Linked DNA regions of Homo sapiens: region 2 is linked to region 1. The links are chromatin loops, found by intact Hi-C in ENCODE. Cell type or tissue: heart right ventricle. All regions are shown on one strand. Links, peaks and the distances in the headings refer to the core of each region. The heading gives the core; the rest is flanking DNA.

What was found. Peaks named below come from ENCODE experiments on the same cell type or tissue, not always from the same donor. Only the 100,000 strongest peaks of a DNase experiment are listed, where the experiment ranks them.
Region 2: a loop joins it to region 1, with 1.8 times the contacts of the local background. A loop is called at or near these places in 5 of 110 quality-filtered maps.

The regions. Positions count from the first base shown.
Region 1 is chr9:14,195,604-14,203,588 of GRCh38, reverse strand. The region is part of intron 2 of NFIB (nuclear factor I B); the gene reads left to right. Among named protein-coding and RNA genes, the nearest start is that of NFIB, 110 kb to the left of the region's middle. In heart right ventricle, for the core only: no CTCF peak of the experiment used is centred there; a DNase peak (open chromatin) is centred at 4,269; H3K4me3 peaks cover 1,234 bases; H3K27ac peaks cover 4,790 bases.
Region 2 is chr9:14,130,158-14,138,142 of GRCh38, reverse strand. The region is part of intron 6 of NFIB (nuclear factor I B); the gene reads left to right. Among named protein-coding and RNA genes, the nearest start is that of NFIB, 180 kb to the left of the region's middle. In heart right ventricle, for the core only: no CTCF peak of the experiment used is centred there; no DNase peak of the experiment used is centred there; H3K27ac peaks cover 1,246 bases.

The DNA.
Region 1 (7,985 bases), core at 1,817-6,816:
TGCCCGCGCGGAGAGCTCCTGGCTGCCAAAAACTGCAGTCGCTCCGTGCCAAGACACTCTTGGCAGTGGAGATAAACTTTGTAGAGATACACAGTCCAGAAATATCTTATAATTACAAAGCACAGGGGGCAGAATGTTTTTACAATACAGCTGTGCTAATGTAAACATTTAATTTGGCAGCCTTCTCCACCCACTTTTCAATTAACCGGGTTTATGCAGATACTTTAGGTCTGTAATAAACTTTATTGCTAAGAGTACAGTTTATGAAACACAGATTTGAGGGGCTTTTTTGAGGGGTTTTCCATCCATTTAGGAAAGCACATTGTGAATGTTATGTTGCCGTGAATGGAAAGGGTAGCTTTCTGTCTCAAAAGATGCCATGGGCCTGGCTTAACTGAAACAATTGCTTTAGGAAAAAAAAAATGTGGGGGCTGTCTCCTTTGGCTTCTAAAGCATGCAAGAGGATATTAATAGAAGGAGGTAAAAATCACTTATATAGCTACAAAAAGACACTCGTGTTGATGATCATTCAAAAAGATAAATGTCCCCTGCAAGGCATGAGACTGTTTCAGAGATAAATTCCCAGTAACAGTTCTTACAGATGTAATTGTAATAATTGTGTGATCGCCATGATAATTATTCTTATGGAGTGAAAGAAATAATTTTCTATGTAAGTAGCATTCAACTGTTCAGCTCACAAAGCTAGTCAATAGATCGTTTTCAGCTAACCTAAAAAATGGTAGAGTTCATGGAGTTGTAAAGCTAAATTTGGTATTAATTGACATTGTGAAGGTGATTTTTTTCATAAGAAATATGACATCACAATCCATGATATCTCTTTGCATAGATTTGCTTACCCATTTCTCAGATACGTTAGAGAAAACCATATAAAATACTACACATATGGGTCGTTTTTCTAAAAGACAAGAAACGTAGAACCGATATTTTTATGTCATTCCATTTAGAAACTTTGCTTTGGTGATGATTTTTTTAAATTAGCTTTTGTTTTTTCTTGAGGATGGGTTTGAGTAGCAGAAAACCAATTCTTAACGATGTTTTCTCTCAGTACTCCTTTTGAGACTTTCATGTAGTGTGGCTCCATCAATATTCTATAATGGGATGTGACCACAAAGTAATTTTCATCCTAAAATAGTATTTGACTCTTCAGCTCCCGAACTAGTCAGTAGACCCCTTTCATCTATTCTGAAAGATAATGGAAGTCGGAGAATTTTAAAACTGTGGTCTCATTATTTTATAGTCTCATTATTTCATGCTGCAATAGCTGTTGTGCCATCATACCACCTTTACACATTCTGCTTATCACAGCTAAACAATGCTTTTGCAGTCTGTGGCTTTTAGTCTCTCATGTTTTAGTTGCTATAAACAAAAATTAAATGAAAAAGTTTGTCCCACTGCTAAATCTTTGTGTGTGTGTGTGTGTGTGTGTGTGTGTGTGTGTGAAAAGTATCAATTTTATCTTCAAAATATAATGATTACAGATTCTGCTTATTTGTAAATTGTATAGAGAGCACATTTTACCTGCTAGCAAGTGAATGAAAGTCAACATTGTGCAAATGAAACCATAAGCTCCATGAAGACAAGAACAAATCATCTTTTATTGACTGTTGTAGACTGAGTTCCAAGGATGATACATGGACCACTGTAGGTGTTCAGTCCTTTTCAAAAAAATAAACGAATGGATAAATATCATCTGTATATGTCACAATCAGAATATTGAATGTTAATTACCTGTATAAATTGATAGCTCATTATGACTTTTTTTTTTTAAGGTTACTTTGTCTTTCTTTTGGGAATTAATGCTCTTTGTCTCAGTTTCTTCATGGATAGTACATCCAAGATAAATTTGTATGCCATTTAAATAGATTCCCAAAATTATTCAGGGTAAGTTGGGATACAGGAGGTCACAATCTTGGAGAGAAGTAATGTATAAACAACCAACTATAATGCACTGGTCGGGCCCTGCACTAAAGTGTGAGCAAGACCATGTGGGCCCCAGAGGGTGGTCTCATTAGATGGGGCAATAAGGTTCAGGAAGGTTGTAACAGACGAAATTCAAGAGCTTTTAAAGATGAATTAGGCGTTTGTCTTGCATCAAATAAGGGATATTCCAGGCATAGAAACCTTATGAGCAAGGGCACAGACCTGCAGTTGCACGGCATATTCTAGGACTGTTAAGAAGAATATTAGGAAGTTGGGTGTGGGTGTGAGGGGGAGGGTAAAGGGTGATGGTTTCTGTGAGAGTGAGGCTAGGCTGGGGCCAGGTTATGGAGCACCTTGAATGCTGTACTAAGGAGGTTGTAGATTATCCTAGCTAGCAATTGGAAGCCACCAAGGTGTTTTAAGGAGTGAAGTGTTGTGATTCCTGGTGGCTATGCAGAGGATGGAGTCTGGTTATAGTGTGAAGAGTGAATCATAATGGCCTGAGGAGGCTGAGGCTATTGTGAGGTAAAAATGTGAAGCTCAATAAGGGACTTAGCACCAGTTGGGATGGAGATGGGGAAATAGGCTTGAAAGGAAGATAGAGTCTGGGCTGACAACTGAATGTGAAGCTTTGGGGAGTTGGGGTTTCTGGAATGAGCATTTTCAGCTTGGGAAACTGAATGGCTGTGAATGCCATTAATTGAGATATGGATTGGTTGCGGGGAGGCAAGAGTGTACAAAGGTTGTGCACTAGCAACATCAGGAGGAGTTTTGCAGTTAAAGAAGAGGTTAGGGCTAGATATGGAGATACAGAGTTCTCAAAAAACGGGTAGTATTTGTAAACATGGACCTAGCTGAGTTTGCTGAGGGGGAATGTACAAAGACAAGAAGATGGCCAAGTTGGATGGATCGTCTTTGGGATCACCAACATATAAGGGACCAACAGAAGAGAAGGAGATAGCCATCAAGACAGGAAAGCAGCCCTCAGAAATAGAGGATTGGACCTAAGAAAGGAGTGGTGCCCTAAAGGAAAAGGGAAGGAGAATTTCCAAAAGCTAGGGATACTTAGTGTGAAAAGTCAACTAAGTAGAGTCTGGGAAAGTCAAGTCGTGTTTTAAAAAAAATAGTAATTTTGGAGCTGAAACACATACTTAGACTTACCGATCCTGAGAGCTAGTGTTGGGCATGAGGATTATTATTTTCTTATCTCACATCGTGATCAGAGAGTATGTGAGTTTTGGTATTGTGTTTTATTCCTTGGTCTAACTTCACTGAAACAGATTCTGGGGTCCTGGGTTGCTTAAAGGATGAATATTCTGTAGACTTTAAGAAACTTCTGATGAAAACAGTGGATTATGTTTATTGTAATCTTTCTCTTCTACCAGTTCTGAGAGGAAATTTGCATTTTCTTCATCAAATTTCACCATTGACTACTATATTTTAAGGAGGAGAAGCTAATTTGAAATTTTGCTTTGAGTTTTGAAGAAGGCATGAACAGTTTCACAGAAAATAGAAGGAAATATGCCCAACTACTGAGCACACCCCTTTAAATTGCTCTTACCAGGCCTTCAGACCTAGGGGCAAAATTATGCTCCAGGCTCCAGGTCCCTGGATTCACTCTGTTAGCAGCAGCAGTAAGGAACAGTTTATTTGGACAATCCCTTCTGCTCCTGTTCTCCCTGCGTGATTCCCTATTTTAGCTGTAAAAGACTCAGAAAGTGGTGATTTTATGCTAGTACATACAGAAATACCTTAGCAAATATGATTGAGCCAACTAATGTGTAAGTAAAAACAATAGCTGAGTGGAAACTGGGTGCAACTCTGCAGTCTCCTTGGATATCTTCAGGAGTTTTGTGAAATTAAAAAAAAAATGGATCCTGGATCCTCCAATGAACTGAAGTCATAATCAGTCTGCAATGTTGACTTGAGAATTTCTTTTAAATAAAAATAAATGACCAAGTGGAAGTCTTATTAGCTAAAACCAAAAGCACAAACATACATGGCCCTTTCACAAAGTAAAACGGCTATAAGCATAATGAGACTCCAACACATCTTTACTTTTTTTGCTGTTTTGTTTTTAATTTTTCCAGCTCTTAACATTCTAAGATGCTGCCTTACCACTTCCTTAAGGAAACACAAATGGGTGAGTTAAGTTTTTGAAAGTAAAGGAGGATCCTGTTTAAGTAGATTAGGGTCTGGCAGGCCATTTAACTTTATCAGGCATCTAAAGCCGAGGATGTACACTGTAGCCGGCTGTGAGTTGCCAATTAGCTGGGCTTTCCCCACTGTTTCTGGTTTGGCAGGGATGAGGTGGTTCACCCTGCCGCACTACTGCCTGCCAAGGACACATGGCCAGCTCCCGGCTTCCTGTCTTCCTCTTTGTGTCCTGGCCTTGCCTTCCAGGGAGCTGCCAGAACACAATTGCCAAAAAATCTTCCTTCAGAAAGGTCAAGTAACCTCAAGTCACCTATGCCAATATTTGTGTTTTCTTTTTAATCCTTCTGTGTTCGACTTGGAAAAAGCTGTAGAAGCGAACTTGCAGAATGGAACCTGGGTCACTTTGGATCACTTGGATAAAGCAACAGAACCCAAAGAATCCCTTGGCCAGTCAGGGTGTGATGTTTTGAGTAGAATTCTATTTAAAGCTCTGTGAAGTGTGATAGAGTTCAGAATGGTTCAGTGTGGATTTGGATTTAGTTGCTTTTTAGGATTCACTGTACACATGTGATTTTTGGCCAAAGCTGGTGCATCACATGGCAGGGAGAGGGAGAAAAGTGGAGATTGGTTTTGGCTTAAGGACTGCATTTTTGTTTGTTTGTGTTTTCAGGACTCTATAGTCACATACTGCCTTTTGCTTTCCAGTTTGGTGTCTGTGAGCAAGCATCAGCAGCCAAGTCCCTTGTACACTGGCTGAGAACAATGTGCGGGAGTTACCTGGGGTGCTTGTTGAGAGCGCTTTCTTGGCCCCAGCATTGCTGTACGAGTCCCAGTCATTGCGGGTGAGGTCGAGGAATCTGAATTTCTAACAAGCATCTCAGGTGAATCTGATGCTCACTAGAATTTGTGGACTGAATGTCACTGATTGTGAAATGACAATAAGGCAAGTAGCATTTATTGTCATGATACGGCAAGCTGTTCTACTTCTCCTTTAATTGGTCTTTTTGGAGCTCTGTGTTTAATTGGAATCTAGATTATATGCAGATCTCCACTGACAACAAACACTTTTCTGAAAATTGAACTTTTAAAAACCTGTTAACATAAGAAACTTTATCCAAGTAATTGTTCCAGGTTTAAACTCTAAATTTTAGGATGATTTATAAGGCTTTTTTAATGACACGTAGAATGCCATAGTGAACATCCGAAACGACTTTAGAAGGCTCCCTCCCCGTAGCCCACACTGTGAATCATGCTCCTTGGAGACGTGCAGTGTGATGGGCCTAGTGATTTCTGTTATGGAAGGGAAACCCCATTTCTCTAATACTTCATAAAGCAAAGCTTTTATTATTTACTTTGAAAAAATTCCATTTGAGGAATATGGAATTCTTAAAGTGCCTAAACCTGAGCCACCTACTAATTCTTATGGCTGTTGGTAATGAATATAGGGGGCAACGTGTATTCTGTCTGTAGACTCCAGGAAAGTTCAACGTAGCCCCAACATTCCCTTTTGGCTTTTCATGTAAAATTGTCCATAGCACTTTCTTCCTAAGCTCAGTTTAATTTTCTTTTGTGCCTTTTGTACCTCGAGATATGCTGTCTTTCTTGGTGAGAATGGTCTAGCCGTGAACCTTTTCGTCATTGTTTTGTAGCATTCGTAGAGTGAGGACCAGATTAACTGTGTAATTTACCTTTTTTTTCCCCAAGTTATTTCCAAAATTTGCTAAAGCGCTGCAGCCTCAGGGACACCTCTGACTTTCTGACACAGCTAAGAAACACCACACTAATTTGGAACACATGTTCTGTCAAAGTTTACCTATAGCCTTGAGTTCCAAATTTGCAACTTCAGCATCTTCTGTTGAAAATAAACAGCATATTTTTTCTTAAGCTCCCTTTTTGCCTCCCCTTGAACTCCACAGTCTTTTATAAATAGTAATAAGGAAATGTGGTTATGGGTATAATTGCCACAAGGCAATTGTACCCTAGAGGACTGATAGAATTTTCTTTTCTATATCGGAGGGCTGGGCTCCATCAAGAAGATCCATTTGCAAATAACTCAATTGGAAGAATAACAACAGTGTCTTTATTTTTATAGCAACTTTCCCTATAGAGATCACAGTACAGTGTGTTAGGGACATCCTATCAGATTCATTGTTCTAATACCCCAGTGGACTGGAATAAAGTTTTATTATAGCTTGTTTGAGACAGGAGAGTGAGACTGAGAAAGGTTAAGGGTCGTCCCTCAGATCCTAAGAAAGTCAGAAGGGGAAATGCAATGAAAAATCAAGGTTTTTCTATTACTCTGCAAGTTGTCAAGCTCTGCATTCCTTTCTGGTAATTGTAAAGGGTCAGAATAAAGCACAACCTATTTCGGGATTGCAAAGTAATGTAGATGAAAATGCCTCGAAAATAGCTAAGGTATTCTTGCTATCTTTATCATATTTAGTACAAATGGAAGGTAAGAAAGAGCCTTATTGTCAGTATCTAATTGTACCAATGTATATGAAATGGATTTTGCACATTCTTGATTGATTGGATTCAAACTGCCAAGTTGTCTTAATCATTAATAAAAGACAAATGGAAAATAACATTTATAATTCTGGATTTAAAGGAATTCCATACGATTTGACAACAAATTTTGAACAGATTAAGAAGCCAAAGATCAAAGTTACTCTGATTACATAAACGGCCTAAGAAAACACTTAATTAAGTAGTCTGATTTTTCTTTTTAAGGTTTTACTTGTAGACTCCATAGTTCTGAGGGTAGGAGTGATGAACTTAGGCTCTGTTTTTTTTTTTTTTTTTAAGTTAGAATAAGAGAATTGGGAGTAAAATTACTACTAATCTTTCAACCTGATTTCAAGGAGCCTTGGAGGACACATTCTGTGGGGAGTAGACACAATTAACTTGATGCTCCTAATTACTGTTGTTTGATTTGTGATTAAAGGTGGTATATTTTGGTGTAGCGCTTTTGGCTTCTCAGGTGTCCAGTGTGCTGCTGCTGGGGAGAGTAGGGGGTGGCAGCATTCCCTCCCTTAAACAGGAACCCCCTTCCGCAAACTAGAAGCTGAGATATCAGAAATAACCCACATTTAGTCAGACCTTGCCTTCTAATGAGAAAAAGTGAAAAATTAGGCAAAACATAAACACACGGCTTTTTAAAGCTCTCTTTGATTTTCAAAGTTCTAGAGTGGGTTCATATTTTTTCACTTTAACCCAAGCGAGTGAAGCTATCTTTCACTTATAGATCCTCCCTGAGTGCCTCATGGGAGGAGTAATGGCCTTGAGACTTTTATCTCATCATCACTGCACCTCTTGTTATGTCTTGATGCTTAATGAATGTTAAGCTGAAAACTAATCCAGGTAAACAGGTGAACGGAAAATTAAGTTCAACCAGCGTGAACATAGAAAAAAAAAATCCTTCATTTAGGAGCACCATTAGCACTGCCAATGGACTAAGGAGACACATGCTGTTCCCTACCAGGTGATTGGATCATATCAGCTAATTTATTCTATTTTTAATAATTGCTGGATGATATTAATAGGGAACTTTCAGTTATTATTTTATTATTATGCATTTTCTTTTGCAAAAAAAAAAGTTTAAAAAACATTTTCTTAAATACCCCACCCCCTTTTTCCTCCCAATGCCCTTACTAGATTCCTTTGTCTATGTTTGCAATGTCATTGTGTTTTTCATGGTGTGACATACATACCCTTAATGCCATAAAAGATTCCTGCTCTGTGAAAAGAAAGTTGAACAGTGTTGTCACTTTGAAAACACAGTGATAGCTTTGAATGGGAGTCTAATGTGAGGAGGAAGCTTTGGCTTTGGGATCCAGATTGCTGTAGCCAAACTTCCAAATTCAGATTTGGTCTGCAATCCTGGCTTC
Region 2 (7,985 bases), core at 1,238-6,237, 65 kb after region 1:
TCATGCTTAAGAAACTCATCATAGATCATGCAGATCATAAGTAGCAGAGGTAGAATGGGAACCCCTGGCTCTCTTGCTGAAGAAACCCATGCTCGTTATTGCTATATAATACTGTATCCCAAATAAGTCATTGAGATATTATGTTTATGATTTTGCAAACTAATTATAAAACCTCTGTTACAATTTTTTTTAATGCATGAAACTTCAATACAGATGAATGCACATAACTTCACAGGGGTTCGTAGACTCCTTAGAGATTCATGCATGTAGTCCTTGCTCTGAAATCAGGTTAAAATCACTTTTCCATTTAATAAGATAGTAATAAATAATCCTAAGTTCTAGAATGTCTTTAGTAGAAGTGTGTGATATATGGCCAGTTTAAAATGAGCTATATTTGTCAAAATATAAAAATAAAGTATATATTTATTATCATACATATGTTTTCTTTTAGTTCTGTTCTAGTCTTTTTGCCTTAAGCCTAGTGCACTGTAATTGTGATTAGGAAACTCTAAATACTGGTGTGGTCTTAGACAAATCACTTAACTTCAGTAACTCTTGAGTTTTCCCATCTGTAAAATAACAAAGTTGTATACTAAGATTTGTGTTCTAATATTTTAGATTTTGAATCTATTGGAGTCCAAGAATTTGAAGATCTTCAGTACTTGAGTCTTTCCAAAGCCGTCATTAACATGGATCTTTTGGAAAATTCAGAAAGTTTTCTGTTTCTTAAATTATTTTTTGAATGTTCATTTTAAACACTCTCATTGAATAACAATAATTGGGCTGCTTATGTGCTTGGAGGCCCCGTATATTTTGCTTTATACCTGAGGAATGCGCAGTTCTCACAAATGCATGTCCTGTCCTGCACCATTCTGGTGCAACAAATGATTGATAGAGATTGAGTTATTATAACAGAACCTTGTTATGGAATCAGTGTCTCCTACTTTGAAAACAAATGACTCAGCCAGACAGCAACATTTATTTTCTCTAAATGACTAGGGATGTAGCAATGGGAGACCATTATCCTGTGACAATATTCGGTTTCATTGACATTATCTCACAAATGTAATTGGTCCATTACTAAATAGAGGTTTTGTTACTGATGAATTTCACATGATTTCTAAAACCATTAGGATAATAAATATGCCATCATAGTAATTTCATTGACAGAATGTTCTTTTTTTCTTCATTTACATTTGTTGGAGAAAAAAAATATAGATTTAGGTTGAACTTAAACACTACAATTTATACCAATTTTGACTACTTTTCCATTAAGAGCAACAGAATATTGTGCAGAGTAATCATATTTGCATTGAGCTGCTGAACTGATGACCTTAAAATTTTTGTAATTCTTTTTCTACCACACTAAATCACATCAAATCATAATTGTTCTCAAGCAATTAGTTTACTACCTCAGTGTAATGATTTTATTTGAAGTAAGTTCCAGATCATTTATAGGACTTTCCTGTAAATCCACTAAAGTAACACATCAGTTAAATCAACTCTAACCATTACCAGCGTGGATAATAACAGCATTAGTAACAACAAAAACCTTGAGATGTCTTGTAGCATAAATGTTTTTAAATGTATGGCTTTTCCCCAAATGTTCTCCTCTGAAAACTCATCTGTAATCTTGTTAAATTAGAGCCCTTCCAGTATCTTTCTGACTTTTACAGTTAAGGTTATGGTATTGATTTTATTTTATAGCCCATGGCTCTCAGATGCTTAACATTAATAAGACTCCATAGCCAAGAGGTTTTCCCGAGAGGCATGGTGAATAGCAGCTATTTACCTATGCCAGTGTTTAATAAGTGACGAAAATATGCTCCAAGTCCTGCATAATTGTTTGATGTTTTTTCTCTCTTTCAAATTAGGTTTACACACATTACTCAAGACCCTTTATCATTGTCTGTCTGTTAAAATGAAATTGCTTAGTGGACAAAAGCATTTTGAAGTGTTTTTAAAAAGTAGTTTTCATTTATTCCATATTCACTGTTTTAGCACTGTTCTTCATTATTCAAAGGATTTTTTTAAGTGTCTCTGGAAGACATTTGTGAGCTTCAAAGAGGTTTGCTTTAACTTGGTATTGGGTGTAGGTGTAGCCTCGAGACCTTTTTTATAGCGAAGTGATAAAATTGAGACTTGTAGGAACATGCTACTTAACCGTGCTTGGGCTAAAATATATGGCAAGAGAGACTTAAACTATTAGAAAAGATTTTACTTTACTGAGGAATACAATAATATGCTCAAGTGTAATTAAGATTAAATAACTCAGTAATTAAAGTAAGAATTTCATTTATTTAACACAAAGACCACCATACTTTCTCATTTGAAAAGGAACTGATTTCATAAATTTAAAAAAAATGGTTGAGAAATCTAATTGAAGATGACATCTTATCTCCTCTTAACGTAGCTTGCCATTTTTTCCAGTGTTATTTTAGAGTGTGATAAATGTAAATATATATATATAAGGAGATACTTTCTTAACATGGCAGCTAATTATTTTTTGAATCATCTGGCATCATCATCAAACTACTGTAGTGGGATTACATCCATATGTCTTGTCATAACATTCAGAGCTTTTTGTTAACTTGGAGTGTGTGGGAAGGACTTGTTCACATTTGCCACACAATCATAAAATTTTACATCTAGAGGAGTCCTTAGACACAGATATTTAGATATTCTTTTTTCTTCACTGTATTTTCAAAAGACATTGTTTTGCCTGTAGCCAACTAAATTGCAAATGTTACATTGAAGCATTTCATTTTACAGTTTTGCAATATCCAGTACCTAAACTAATATGAAGCTTTCCTTCTTGCAGTGTAATGTGGGACACCTAACAGGATTCAATATTGTCAGCCCAGCTTTGGGAATTATTTATAGTATTCTGTGGAGCTACAGGCAACAATTTTCCCAAAAATATCTATTTTACAGTTTTTACAGTAAAAGTAATAGTTATTTGTGGGGAATTTGAAAAAACAAACTTTCAAATATGAAGAAGAAAATAAAAATCACCTGTAATCTCATCACATAAAGATAACTTCTGTTAGTATTTCATTGTATATATGCTAGCCTGTTTTTCTATGTATTTTTCTGCATTTCGGTGCGTTCTATTTCTATGAATGTATTTTTGCAGTAAATTGAGCTTATATGATATATGCTATTTTGTAAGTTTTTTTGTCTTTATAATCTAATGGCATTTTACCATATCCTTCAATTTCCTTTTTTTTTTTTTTTTTTTTTTTGAGACAGAGTCTCGCCCTGTCACCCAGGCTGGAGAGCAGTGGCGTGATCTTGGCTCACTGCCACCTCCACCTCCCTGGTTCAAGCAACTCTTCCTGCCCTAACCTCCCCAGTAGCTGGTATTACAGATGCACGCCACCATGGCCAGCTAATTTTTGTAGTTTTAGTAGAGATGGGGATTCGCCATGTTGGCCAGGCTGGTCTCGAACTCCTGACCTCAGGTGACTTGATCCACCCGCCTCGGCCTCCCAAAGTGCTGGGATTACAGGCATGAGCCACCCCATCCAGCCTTCCACTTTGTAATGAGTACATAATATGCCACACTTTGGCTACACCATAGAATTTTAAATATCTACTTTGCTGATGAATATTTAGATAGTTTTGGAGTTTTTGTATTATAAAGAGAGATACAGTGAACATCACTGCATGTAACTCTGTGCCTAATCTGATTGGGTGATTCTTGTCTAGTTCTTTTCACTGTCCCAAGTCCCTAGCATACTGCCTGGCATGAAGTCACCAAGTAGAAGTTCAGTGAAATTTTGCTACGGGAATAAATACATTCCTACTGTAGAATTACTAAGTTAAATCTTATGTCCATTTCTAAGGCTTTTGGTAAATATTGGCATAGATCTTATCAATTTACATTCCCTAGAGCAGTGCCTGAGTGGCTTAACTCCATTGTTATAAGCCGTAATAATTTCAATGTAGCACATGGCTCTATAAGCAATTTCAAAGCATGTCCTCTGACAGAAATTTATAGAACATTCTTTATGGCCCTGTGACTTTACCCATGCACCTCTTTTTTATCATTTGAATTTTATTTAAACCATCAAGGAACACACCATGTGTCTTCTCCCCATGAGCCAGGATAGCTCCATTTGTGAAGAAAATGGAGAAATTGAGAGGGTATTGTACAAAGGATTGTACAAAGCTTTCAAGTAAAGGCAGAGCCTGCTTGGTCTCTCTCTCCTTTCTTCCTCCTTCAGGACACACACCCTCACCCATCATCAGTCCTTTATTTATTAGGTAAAACCTGTTAAAGTAAGGATTGCTGTCATTCTCTACATGGAGATCCTTAGAAATAAATACCTCAAAGCTTTGGACTGGGATCTTAAGTATCTGGCAGGCTAGATGCTGCCCCAATCTGGCCTTAATAGTTGTCTTATTCTACATAACACTCATACACTTATAAATAACCTGGACACTTTCCTCTCTTCAACACTGTTTATCCCAGGGCAAAAACAGAGGCAGAGAAATTGTGGTCTTTTTAGCTTTCAGTTGGCAGTCATCTTCTCTGCCTTCTCCTTGTCCTCTGGGAACAGAGCCCAAACTGTTTCCTTGTCTCAGGACTGACTCTGGATTTGTGGCCTGAAGTAAAAATGTCAGATTTCAGCTACAAAACTCATCCCACACACTTGATTTGGTAGCCTGTCATTTACTACCTTATTTATTTTAAATAACATTATTATCTTATACAGATGGTTCTTTTCTTTTTCCTGTTGTCTTCCAGCTTCCACCCAACATTTTAATGGAAAGCAGAAATATCCCAGTTAAGCTAAAGCTCATTTTTCTCTTTCAGTGCTGTGTTGCTTGACAGAGTTTCAATGGAGTGATGGATGTGTTGACCACCTTTGCCTTCACCCAGCAATGAATTTGGTCTCTGAAGAGGTTTTCAATATTCAGAGTTTTTGTTTATCTAGAAAACTCTTTTAAAAAAAATCTATGAAAGTCTAATACTTTCAAAAGTCCAAAAAATGAAGAACTTTGAAAATTATGAGGGTGTATCAACTTGATAAAACTTGTCAATATAATATAATCTTGTCAAATCCCAGCCATTGGACTGTCTCTAAGCTAAGTGTGCTTATGTATGTTCTTTCCTTCTCTGGTCTGTATCAAACTCCTCTGGTCAGTATCATACCAGAGGGTCAAAGTTAACAGAAGTTTTGCAACTGTTTTCATTACACTTTGAGTTTTCTTCTGCCAAAAAATAACAAAAAAAGAAGATGAAGAAAAAAAGGAAGAAAGGAAAAAAGAAGACCGTATGCAATGAATCAAGCCTATAATCTCAACACTTTCAAAGGCCAAGGCAGGAGATCTCGTGAGACTAGGAGTTCCAGACCAGCCTGGGCAATATAGCCAGACTTTGTCCCTACTAAAAATTTACAAATTAGCTGGGTGTGATCGTGTGCCCATAGTCCTAGCTACTTGGGAGGCTGAGATGGGAGGATCGCTTGAACCCAGGAGTTTGAGGCTGCAGTGAGCCATGATTGTGCCACTGCAGCCTGGGCAACAGAGTGAGACCTTGTCTCTAAAATAATTAAATAAATTTAAATAAATAAATGAAATTTACACAATAATAAAAGATAGAAAGGAAAAAGAGGAATCCTGTAAATTGTTTAGCAGCTTGATAATGTGAAAAATAAAGAAAATATGTAGATATTTTAACAATGATTATAGCTTTATAAGCACTTAGCAATAAAACAAACCTTAACGTTAAATACTGGAGAATAAAAGTAGCCAGCAAATGGTGACTTGTCTCTATAGGGTTCATTTAGACTTGTTTACAAGTTACAAGTATGGCATGTAAATAAGGAAGACAATTTAGGAATATGTAAAATAATTACACTTTTAAAACATTTTGAAGGAATTTACTTCTTTGTTAACCAGATAGAAATAGGACTATTCTATCCTAGAAAAAGGACTAAATCATAGGACTGGCATGGTTAATACATTTTAATTTAGTGATATGGTTTGCTGAAAATAATAGCTTCCAGAAATTCAAGAATTCTTGCGTGTTCTTACATAATTAATTTGAAATTGTTAAAAATTGTGTTACTATAGGGAAGAAAAGGAATTTTTCAAAAAAGAAAATTGTATGTTTTCTATGTAGGCTTTAGTAGTCTGATTTGTAACCTTAATCTACTCGAGCATATTGGAAAAGCTAACATATTGCTCTACTATATGTGAAAAAGGAGCAGGTGTCCCAGACAGGCAGGTGTTAAGGTGCTGTTTGAGCTTGCCCTAGATCACTAGTTGACTTCAATGAAGTTCTACTAACAGGTGGCTAACTGATTGGAGTGCCATGTGACATTTATCCCGGGAGCGACTTGGATGACAGGCTGCTACAGACTGAGGAAGGGGTCTTTGCTTTGATGAAGAAATTGCCAAAACTCATGTCTCATTAGTGTTTCCTAAGGTTCTTTGGAAGTGAACAACAGTTTAATTAAGGGCTGACGTAAACACGTTTCTGCACACTTTCCCTGCAGCATTTTATCACATTAGAATTGATCAAAATTGTTGCCTTGGGCTGACTTGAACAGATATACATCTGGAGCGCAATTTGTGCAAGCTGCCGATGAGTCGAGTACATACGCTGTGTTTCACAGCGACTCTCTTCCTTTGTAGATGAAATTACCTTGTTGGGAGATGAGTTGATCTAACTCTTTATTTGCTTAAGTCCTTATCTCTTTGAAGTGATGACGTGAAATAAATAACACATCAAGGCCTAGGATGTATATATGTTACAGTGCCAAAAATATATATAGTATGGTCAGGAAAAATCGTGTGATAATTTGATTTTGCAAAATACTTATTTAAAGGGATGCTTAAGAATAAATGAACCAACTTTATCAGTAGCCTACTTGAACTTTTTTCTTACATGGTGATCTTTTATTCCATATTCAACTACACGATGAGTTTCTAAAGTCATAGCTAATTTTCCAGTTATAAATGTAAACATGGGTGTACACATTGAAGAATAACACCATCAATGTGAATCTTTTTAAAAAAATTATTCTCTCTAATCTGTCATTAAGAAGAATTCTTTCTGCAATCCAGTATTATTATGATTGCAACTATTTAATGCATTTCTGTCTTTAATTTCTGCCCTCTCTACTAAACCATGAGCATCACCAAGACAGGGACCACGTGGTTTTGTTTGGCATCTTGATGCATAGCCATAGTTCCTCACACTTACTAGAATCTCAGTGATTGATTTTCTTTTCTCTTTGCTTTACAGTCAGCTACTTCTCATCTGGTGATATTTATTCATGGAACATGAATTTTAAGATATACTGGCTATGGTTATTTTTCTCATCCTGCACTACTAGTCATCACTTCATAATACAGTTTCTTTCACATGCCAGAGATTCTAAAATAAGCTGCCTAGACACGGTGCCTGCTTTACCTCTTCTTTCTTTCATTTCTACTTTTTTTTTTCATTCTCTTCCCAAGTAGCATATTCTTCCAGCCTCTACATCTTTTTGTGTTTTTGGTAAAAGCATGTTCCTTAGGAGGTAAGCCATTAGTCACCTTTTTAAAAAAAGCATACGCAGTGGATACAAGTAAATAACAATGAAAAATTCATCAAGCAATATAAGATACAAACAAAAGATCATTAATGAAATCTAGATCTCAGGGATTTCCAAGAGAGATTACTTAAGGAGAAAACAAGTTTGTTCAGTGGATAAAACATTGTTCTATGCGTGGAATAAGGAGAGTGGAAATGCCTCATTTTCTAGTTCAAGGGAATGTCATAGATCAGGGATGGCACAGAGTTAAAAACATATTTCTCCTGCTCCTAATGGAAGCCATAAGAAAATTAGCTTCACTGAAGTTTAAACAAAATGGAATAACAAAGAAAAAGAGCTATTTAAAAATGTGATACTGTGGTAGATCTTGCAATGAGAAAGATACTGTTTGAAGGATACGATGCCAGCTGCTGGTTTTTATAAAGTGCCATG